2 separate regions of the Homo sapiens genome follow, and region 2 is linked to region 1. A link is a contact called in ENCODE Hi-C or POLR2A ChIA-PET data. All regions are on one chromosome and are shown on one strand. The core of a region is the stretch at or near the end of the contact, and the rest is flanking DNA. Distances in the headings are between cores, read along the strand shown. Region 1 has its middle 140 kb from the start of VAPA. Region 2 overlaps LOC105371984 (a long non-coding RNA gene).

Region 1 (4,857 bases), core at 440-2,939:
TGGTGGGAGTGGGGTGAAGCTTAGCCGGAGTTGGACGAGTGTGAATCTGCCTCTAACCAGCCACGTGGCCTGGAGCAAGGTAATTTCCCTTCTTCAGGTCTCTTCCTTCACCTGTGAACTTAGAGGGCTGGCTGAAGACTGGCCCTAAAGTCCTGACAACTAGGACTACATCCACCATGGTTGACACTGGCTGTCATGATTCTGCACAGAGCCCGGCACACAGCAGGACTGCAATCAAAATTGTGGAATGAAATCCTGAATGCCTCCAGGAATGAGAGCACCTCTGAAGGTCCCATTTGGCCCTCAATTTTGTGATCCTTCCCAGATTTTTTTTTAATTATTCAGCCTGCAAAATTTTCACTGAGCCCGGCCCTCAGTGACTTTGCTCATTGAGCAATGAATCCACGAGATCTTTCTAAATGCTAAAACCCCTGTGGAAATTCCCATAGGAAACCAAGAAAAAGTAAGGCAAAGGGAGAGATGAATCATGTTGAACAGCCTCTAATTTCTAGGCTCCAGGTGGCTGTGGGATGCTCTACCTTTGAAAATATGATCTGAAACCTACTATTGCCAATTATCAGCTTTTTGCCTTTAGACAAGTGGCGTGAAACCTCTGAGATTCTACTTAAACCCATCTGTAAGGCTGGACAACAATTGCATTGATCACACACACACACAGAGCTGTTTTGTGATTAAATGGGAAAATATTTGTGAAAGCATTTTACAGCAAAAAGTGCAATCATGTGCCAGGCTTTGCTATTTTATAAGCCCATGTTATCTCTAGGACCACTGTAAGTGGAGGGATGCTAAAGGCATTGACTGGTGCCACTTTAAAATCCAGCGAGACAGGCATCTTCAGAGCATGCCACTCAGTGCTGCCGCTTTAGTATTTTGAACATCAAACAAATCTTCTGGAATAACATTTTGATGTTTTTAGTAGACACAAGTGAAGACCATGTGGATTCACTTTCACTGCATATACACACCAGGACTGAGAGGAACGTCCTGGGGAAGGAATGTGAGATTTGGTAGAACCCAAGGTTTTCAAAACAAATACAATAATTCAAGGAAAAGGAAAACTAATATTTAAGGAGTGCATGATATTGGCCAGACACTTTATACATATTATCTCATCTAATCGTCACAATAACCCCATGAGACATGGACAGCGTTTATAGACAAAGCAACTGAAGTTCAGAGAGGTGGAGTTTTTGCACATAGTCACAGAGAGGACCAAAGCTAGGACTCGAACCCAAGTCTCACAGAAGCTAATGCCTCTGAATTCTCCTGTGCTCAGCACTGAATGGGGTTCCTGACTCTCTGGGTGTAAAAATGTTACCTTCCCTTGGAAAATATTACTCTCCCCCTGTGCTTCCTGGATCTTAAAAGTTCTGGACATTGATATGTTTTCTTAGTCCCTGCTGGGAATGATCCATAAAATGGCCTCACTTTGAGAATCAATGCCAATGACCACCGCATTAATACTGAGGCAGAAATGCATTTCCAAGTGCATTTGCTTGCTTATTTCATAAATATTTATGTGTCTTGGACACTTGGCCACATCTCAGCCACATCATGAAATACCATATTTGGGAGCTTTATATTGGAGCAGAAGATCTTTGATAAACAGTGTGGAAATCATCGTGTAATTCACTAGCACTTCCCGGCTTTGCTGGAAGCATCTGGTGAGTTCTCCCACTGCATTCCCAAGAGGGCACTAGCTCACTGCCTTCCCATAGGAGAGAGAGAGAGCACTCAGTCTCTTCTCCAGCCTTCCAGAGTCTTTCCAGCAAAATGGACCCCACTCACCTGTTGATGGGGCCCTCGGTGGGGGAGGGCCTGGCAGAGCCTTCCATCAGGCCTAATGATGTGCTAACCAGCACATAGGGAATGAGAGGCACCAAAGGGAACGTCCTCCTGCTCTCTGTCCCAGGTCATCACGACACCACAGGTCCACAGCCAGAGCTGGATGCACAATCTGTGTGCAGGGCATTGGGGAGGAGGAAAGTGAATGGACACTCCAGGTGACTGTGTCCATCCCTCCCCAATGGGCTTTTCCATCACCCTCTACAGACAAAGACAAGCATGGGCTTGTTGGTGGACACAGCTTCAGTTGATAGTGCATGCCAGGACCACAGTGCACGTTGTGCTTGATTGACCCTGGGATGCCATCGTATCCTCTCTGCTGTCTGACACACACAAGTCTCAGAGATGCTTGATTGCAAGAACTCACTATTAATCAAGCCAAAGATGGGTTTCTAATCTCATAAGTGAAAAAACCTTAAAGGGGAAAGTTTTCTTAAGTTGACATTTCACTGTTTTGCTTTGCGGAAAACACATTTATATTTAATAGCATTTTATAGCTTATAAGGTATGTTTATTTTTATTAGCCTCATGTACCATTATCACAACTCCTAAGGTAGTAGTTATTGTTATTCTCACTTGAAAGGTGTGAAAACTGGCTCTAAGAGAGGTTAAAATATTTGCCAGTGGTTGTCCACTTTGGTACTAAGGTTGAAACTTAAACACAAATCTTCTGGCCAAAAAGTCTGCAATTTTTCTACACCACCTCTAGATTTCTTGACATTTTGCTCATCTTATAGCCATTGGCTTCTTGTAGATAGGAATTACATCTTCTTTCTACTTGTTACAGAGCCCAGTATTAATGCAAAATGCAAAACACACAATATTTTCATACTGAGCTTGTACTGAAGACTTTTACAAAATAATTGAGTAGAGGAAATTAAATACTATTGAGAACAATCAGGTTATTTCTGTTATTACCTCCCCATAATCTGCCCACATCACTGTAATCACCATGAGAGCATGTTTTTTCTTGTTTCCATATTATGAGTGTACCTGTGTTATTTTTATTGGCCACACAATACTTTATTATGTTCATGAACCACAATTTCAACCCATTTCTCCATTTGGTCCTTTCAAGTTATTTTTCCATTTTTTCCTTAAAATAAAGTTGTAATGTGTCTGATTTAGGAAGCCCAAAGCTCAGGAAGTTCACCCCTGTGTATACCTGTTGTGCCTCTTCTGACATGCCCAGTTGGCCAGACAGGTGGAATTCTGGTGTGAACCTGAGCTACTTATTAAAAATTAAAACTTCTGAAGCTCGGGTCAACTGAATCAGAACCCCTCTGGGAGTAGGAGTCAGGAATCTCCATTTTAACAAGCTTCACAGTGACTTCACACACCCTAAGGTTTGAAAACCCCTAGTTAGTTATGTGAACTTAAATAGAGCTGGCTTCTGTAGTCAATTTCATGCCTTTAATTTGAATACCTGCATCTAGTTTGTGTCTCTAAAGTCTCCACACCATTACATAGCATCTCGCATATTCTTGTCCTGAGAACACAAGGACAGGGCTGGGGGACTCTGAGTCCTCAAGGAGTCGAGGGTCAGGCTTCATCTCAGCCAGAGGAGGAGGCTGTCTTTCAGTCCTTCACACCCGATTCAGTAACTGGCCGGTGGGGGAAGGCTTCTGTTTGAAAATATCCTTGGCAATTTCTCCAACAATTAATTACCCAGCTGCTGCATAAACTCTAGTATCAACACTCAAGACCACCCAACAGAAAGCGTCAGGCACACTTGCCACATCAGCCCGCCATCATTGTGCACATGCGTGTGTCTGTGCGTGCATGTGTTACTAAATAAAAGGGACCACAGAAAAGGGTATGTGAGATTTTCTCAAAATGACCCCCAGAAGAACCCTACAGAATGTATTTTCCAAAATATCTATTCAACTTGAACTTGGAAAATACTCCTTTTTACAAAAGTCGTGCCCGAAGTGCCTTTTGGCATTCACAGGCGCTGCAGACAGGCGCTGCAGCGTGGATATGGAATACGTTCGGAAGCTTTGGGCTTCGTTGGTACAGATGGGAACAGCTCTGCATGCCGACGGCTGGGCTTACTGCTTTGTACCAATAGAGTTCCCAAAGTCAAAGCCACCCTTGCTTGATGCGTGGAGAGGCAACCTACATGAGCAGGGCTCTCTTTATGGTGATTTCTCTCATGGCCAGCTTGATGTCTGTGGCCGCAATATCAGAACGTTATAAATAAAAGCCTTCAGGTTTCGGAGTCAAACAGCCTGGGATCTGAATCACAGCTCAGCGGCTTACCAGCTGTGTGGTCTTGCATGACTCAGCCAACTGACCTTATCCTCAATTTCGCATCCATAAAAGGGGAATCATTGTAGGATGGTGTAGGGATTGAAAATAAGAAGAAATGCCTGAAGCCACCCTAGAAACCTCTTAGAAGTGATTAAAAACAAGTATTTTAATGGTCTAATGATCTCATTCAATTCTACCAATATTTACTGAAGGCTTGTCATCTACCAGGCATTGTTTCAAGCACTTGGGACAGATGGATCCATGCCTGTATGTAACCACCTCATGGCTTTAGAGTGGCTCTGGGACCTTGGGTAAACCAGGACAGGGCAGTAGGTTTTTATCACCATTTTCCACTTGCATCTGCTGCAAGCCCAATGGAGATAGAAACCTCAAAGTGCTGACAATGGTCTCCAAGGATTGCCTCAAGGACATTGCTATTGTTTAGTATTTGTGGCACATCAGAACCAGCAAAGTACTCAAGAGATGTGCTGGGGCTGGAAGCCTGGGGCGCTGGCCTCTAGCCTTGGGTTTCCATTAACATACTGTGGGATCTGGGATCCTCTGCTTCATTTTCCCTGCCAATAAGTTGAGACCAGTGTCATTGCTGAAGAAGTCCCAGTAAATGAGCCTCTGTCTTCCCCATGAATAAATTGGGAATTAGAGTAAGAAGTGAGAGATGAGAACCCAAACATCAGCTCATTACTGATAAGAGGCAGAGAGGGCTGACCTGGACAGCAG
Region 2 (5,130 bases), core at 513-3,012, 44 kb before region 1:
TGTGTCACATGGCCAAAGTGGTGGAGCAACTTGCAGAGACGTCTCTTGCGGAGCCTTCTTTTGTTAGGAGACCCACTCAAAACTGGCAGCCTTTCTGGGTGCTTCAACAAATGGCTCAGAGTGACATGACCAAATGAGGTATATATTGTCTTTAAGATCCAAAAAAGGCCCATTAGATTTTGCATTTCTTTCTAGAGAAGATTCTAGATACAGAAACTCACCTTTCACCTTGGAAGGGATTTTTAAAATGCCTTGGAACATGAGACTCCTATACCTTTTCACTGAGATGGAAGGCCCCTGAATTTTTGTGGGACTTATTTCTACCCTCTGTTACACATATGTCTTTTCAAAGTGTCTAGGTCAGTTTCCCCTCAACTCACTTCCTGCTCACCAGGTCCAATCAGCATGATATCATCAATTATCTTCAATGGAGCGGACCAGCACGATGTCCCATGGAATGGAGAGGCAGTCAAGATCCCTGTGAATTAGATTATGACAGAGGACCAGAGAGCTGCTATAACCCTGAGTTAGTTCAGTGAAGGTGTATTGCTAGCCCTGCCAACTGAAGACAAACTGCTTCTGGTGATCTTTACCAACAGGTGAAGAGTGGGGAAAATCTGCAAGCTTGAGAGCTGCAAACCAGCTGGAGGTGATGTGCAAACAATACACATCTGCAATTGGATTCACCACCAGATTAAGTTTACAGTAATCCACGTTTGTTCCTAAAAATCCATCTACCTTCTGCACAGGCCAAATAGACAAGGTAAATGGAAATATGGTAGGATTCTCTAACGCTGACTTTCAAGTTCTTAAGAGTGGCACTAATCTCTGCAGTCCTTCCAGGAAGGGTATAATGCTTTTGGATTAATATTTGAAGAGGTAGAGGAAGCTCTAGAATCTTCCACTTGGTCCTTCCCATTATAGTAGACCTTGGGTCATTCCATGGGTCAGGGAAACAATGAGGGGAGTCTGACAGTTGTTATGTCTATTCCAGTTACATATTCCAAAACCAGGGATGTAAGCATAGGATGGGTTCAGAGACACACTCGGCACAAGATGAAATAGACCTGAGTCAAAACTCCATGACTCCAGACCCCAAAAATTTCCTACTCTGGCTAATGTATCATAGTAGCCTTTTGAGTCCAATAAACCCTCAAAGTCTCATCACTTCCCCTTTCCTCAATGCACAGTTACCTGACAAATAGCTGCCACATGCCTTTGGAGAAGGGTAAGAGGGAAATTTACAGTATATACAGTCATGCATTGCTTAACAACAGGGATACATTCTGAGAAATGCGTCTTTAGGTGATTTCATCATTGTGCAAACAGAGTGCCCTTACACAAATCTAGATGGTACAGCCTACAACACCCTAAGCTATATGGTATGGCATTGCTCCTAGGCTACAAACCTGGGCAGCATGTTACTGTCTTGAATACTATGGACACTTATAACACAATCATGAGTATTTGTGTATCTAAACAGATCTAAATATAGGAAAGATACAATAAAAATGTGGTATAAAAGACAAAATTATGATACACTTATATAGGGAACTTACAAGTCAGAACTTGCCAGAGCTTCTAGGAATCCAGGAACATCCATTCACCAAGGGGGTCAGCAAAAAACAGAGCAAGGAGGAGACCATGGGAGGCCAGCTGAGCCAGCAGCCAGGAAGATGAGCTGGGCACAGAGTCAGGCAGAGCAAGGACAAGGTGACCCCACGAGCAACTATATGACCATCTGTTTACAGGAGTTTACAGGGCTGGCAGTCCTGGGTGAGTCAGTGAGTGAGTGGTGAGTGAATGGGAAAGCTAGGACATTACTGTACACTACTATAGACTTTAGAAACACTGGAGACTTAGGCTACACTGCATTTATTTTTTAAATTTTTTTCTTCAAAAATAAATGAAACAGCTTACTGTAACTTTTTACTTTATCAACTTTTAAATATTTTTAACTGTTTGACTCATTACATTTAGCTTAAAACACACATTTTATAGCTATACAAAAAATATTTTCTTTCTGTACATTGTTATTCTATAAGCTTTTTTCTATTTTTAGAAGTATTATCAGTATCACTGTCTTCCTCTTCCACATCTTGTCCCACTGGAAGGTCTTCAGGGCAGTGACATGCATGGAGCTGTCATCTCCTGGGATCACAATGCCTTCTTCTGGATACCTCCTGAAGGACCCGCCTGAGGCTGCTTTACAGTTCCTTTTTTTTTTTTTTTTTTTTGGTAAGTAGAAGGAGTACACTCTAAAATAATGATTAAAAGTGTCATATAATAAATACACAAGCCTGTAACATAGCCGCTTATGATTATTACCAAACATTATGTGCTGTACATAATTGCATGTGCTCGACTTTTGAATGACTGGCAGTGCATCACCAGAAACATGTGAGCAATGCATTGTGCTATGATGTCATGACGGCTACATCACCAGGTGATAGAAGGTTTTCAGCTCCATTATAATCTTATGGGACCACTGTCGTATACTTAGTCCATCACTGACTGAAATGTTGTTACGCAGTGCAGAGCCGTACTCTGCGGGGTCAGCCTCACTGCACGTGAGCAGTTATGCCTGTGCCTGTGTCTGCTCTGAGAGGCCAACGGTAGTCACACTCCTCACACCACTAGACCCTAAGTCTCCGCTTTCCACTAGGACATCTTTCATTAGACATCCATGCAGCCTTACCACCCCTGGAGTGCCCCTCACTGTGGGAATCTCAGTCTCTGTTGCCTGAACTCTGCTCCCCTCCTGTGAGAATGGGAGCCCTTGATGAGGGTCTTTGGATACAAATCTGTTTGCCCCTTCGGGAAAGGCCATAGTCAGGGATTGGAAACTGCTCATTTCAGTTTCCCAGGGCTGCTGTAATAAATGCCACAACAGGCTGGCTTGAAACCACAGAAATGACATCTCTCACCTTTCTGGAGGCTGGAAGTTGAAATCAAGGTGTCTGCAGGGCCCTGCTCCTGTTGAAGGCTTGGGAGAGATCCTTCCTCACCTCTTCAGCCTGCAGTGGCCTCAGCTGTCCTGTGGCTTGTGGCCCCGTAGCTCCCACCCTTCGCCCTCCATCCTCACTCGGCCTTCTTCTCCGTGCACATCTGTGTCCTCTGCTCTTCTTAGAAGGACAGCAGTCCCTGGACTTGGGGCCCACTCTGCTCCAGTATGAACTTGTCTTTCATCACATCTTCACGGACCCTATTCCAAATAGGGCCACGTCCTCAGGTTCTGGGTGAACATGAATTTGGGGCGGGGGAGACACTGTCCATCCCCCTGAGCCCTCTAAGGGTATTTCTCAAGCCTTACTGGGCAGCTCTCTTAAGACCCATGATGCTTGGGCCCCCCTCCCACCTGCTGGGATGCTGATTTAGTTTTGCTGGAATGGAATCCAAGCATCAGTACTTTCTAAAGCTCCCCAGGTAATTTTGCTGGCTGTAAACCAGTGATCTGCCTGACATCTGATACTTTCCATCCAACCTGGATCCAAGGGGAACGGAGGTCTCTGCCCTCCTAATCTCAGGCTCCCAATCAACACTGGCCTTCACCTGTCTAGTCCACAGGGATTTTGCAGAATATACAGTCACTACCCAAACTTCTTGCCTTAAAAAAACACAGGGCATTGAGTAGGAAGTAAGAGAGGGAGATGTTGGCGAAATGAAACAAAGTTTCAGTTAGACAGGAGGAATGAGTTCAAGCAATCTGTTGTATAACATGGTGACTATAGTTAATAACTTGGTATTGTATTCTTAAAAATTGCTGAGAGTAGATTTTAAGTGTTCTCACCACAAAAAAGATTATGTGAGATAATGCACATGTTAATTAGCTCAATTTAGCCATCCCACAATGTATGCATATTTTAAAATGTCATACACAATAAATAGATATAATCTTTATTTTTCAACTAAAATAAATACAAATTACTTTTAAAAAAACACAGGACATTGCATTCACATAGTCAGAGTTAGGTCCCATAAGCCAGTGGTCCTTAACTTTTTTGGCACAAGGGACTGATTTCATGGAAGACAATTTTTCCACGGACCAGGGGGCGAGGGGGATGGTTTCGGGATGATTCAAGCACATTACATTTATTGTGCACTTTATTTCTATTATTATTACATTGAAATATATAATGAAATAATTATACAACTCACCATAATGTAGAACCAGTGGGAGCCCTGAGCTTGTTTTCCTGCAACTAGAGGGTCCCATCTGGGAATGATGGGAGACAGTGACAGATCATCAGGCATTAGATTCTTATAAGAAGTATGCAACTAGGCTGGGCACGGTGGCTCATTCCTGTAATCCTAACACTTTGGGAGGCCGAGGCAGATGGATCATTTGAGGTCAAGAGTTCGAAACCAGCCTGGCTAACATAGTGAAACCCCGTCTTCACTAAAAACAATAATAAAAAAAAATAGCCGAGCGTGGTGGCAGGTGCCCATAATCCCCGCTACTCAGGAGGCTGAGGCAGGAGAATCACTTGAACCCAGGAGGTGGAGGTTGCAGTAAGCCAAGATCGTGCCACTGCATTCCAGCCTGGGTGACAGAGCAAGACTGTCTCAAAAAAAAGAGCAAAAAAAAGTGCGCAACCTAGAACCCTTGCATTCGCAGTTCACCATAGGGTTCGTGCTCCTATGAGAATCCAGTGCTGCCACTGATCTGACAGGAGGCAGAGCTCAGGCGGTAATTCGAGGCGGGGAGGGGAGCAGCTATGAATGCAGATGAAGCTTTGCTTGCTCTCCTGCTGCTCACCTCCTGCTGTGCGGCTTGGTTCCTAACAGGCCACGGAGTGGTACCAGTTCCTGGCCCCGGGGGTGGGGACCCCGCTCTACATGGTATTGCTCAGCCTGAATATACTCCACTCTGGGATTATCTTTACTTTGGGCATCTATTCTACATTGTCTCTAAAATACTGCAGGGGGTGTATTTCTGAGAGGTGACTACACTTTTTCATTGGCTGACATCTCTCAGTCTTTGTTGCCTCACCTCCCCACATACCCAAGGTCTGAAGTAACCTCTGAAAACATAGCCCCCTCACTCTTAATGTTCCCCTGGCATAGCGTTTCTCAGAAATGTGGATGTACCCTGGAGGGTGGGCCAGGCCCCATCTGCATTCTTTGCAG

The links. Hi-C counts contacts between places; a loop is a spot of excess contacts on that map. ChIA-PET counts read pairs that join two places held with the same protein, here RNA polymerase II (POLR2A).
Region 2: a map of tibial artery shows a loop between it and region 1 (19-fold over the local background). The contact joins two enhancer-like sites. A Hi-C loop is called at or near these places in 4 of 168 maps with a recorded cell type or tissue (aorta, chondrocyte, endothelial cell of hepatic sinusoid and 1 more). POLR2A ChIA-PET finds 5 or more read pairs at or near these places in 2 of 52 experiments (A549 and Panc1).

What each region holds. Positions count from the first base shown.
Region 1 is chr18:10,046,713-10,051,569 of GRCh38, reverse strand. No RefSeq gene overlaps it. Among named protein-coding and RNA genes, the nearest start is that of VAPA, 140 kb to the right of the region's middle. Within about 2 kb of position 1,689, at least 3 of the 41 ENCODE cell types and tissues checked have a DNase peak (open chromatin) inside an H3K27ac peak, as active enhancers do.
Region 2 is chr18:10,090,988-10,096,117 of GRCh38, reverse strand. It overlaps LOC105371984 (a long non-coding RNA gene), which reads right to left. Exons shown (of 3, transcript XR_935137.3): 2 at 2,928-3,205; 3 at 2,224-2,258. Among named protein-coding and RNA genes, the nearest start is that of VAPA, 180 kb to the right of the region's middle. Within about 2 kb of position 1,762, at least 2 of the 41 ENCODE cell types and tissues checked have a DNase peak (open chromatin) inside an H3K27ac peak, as active enhancers do.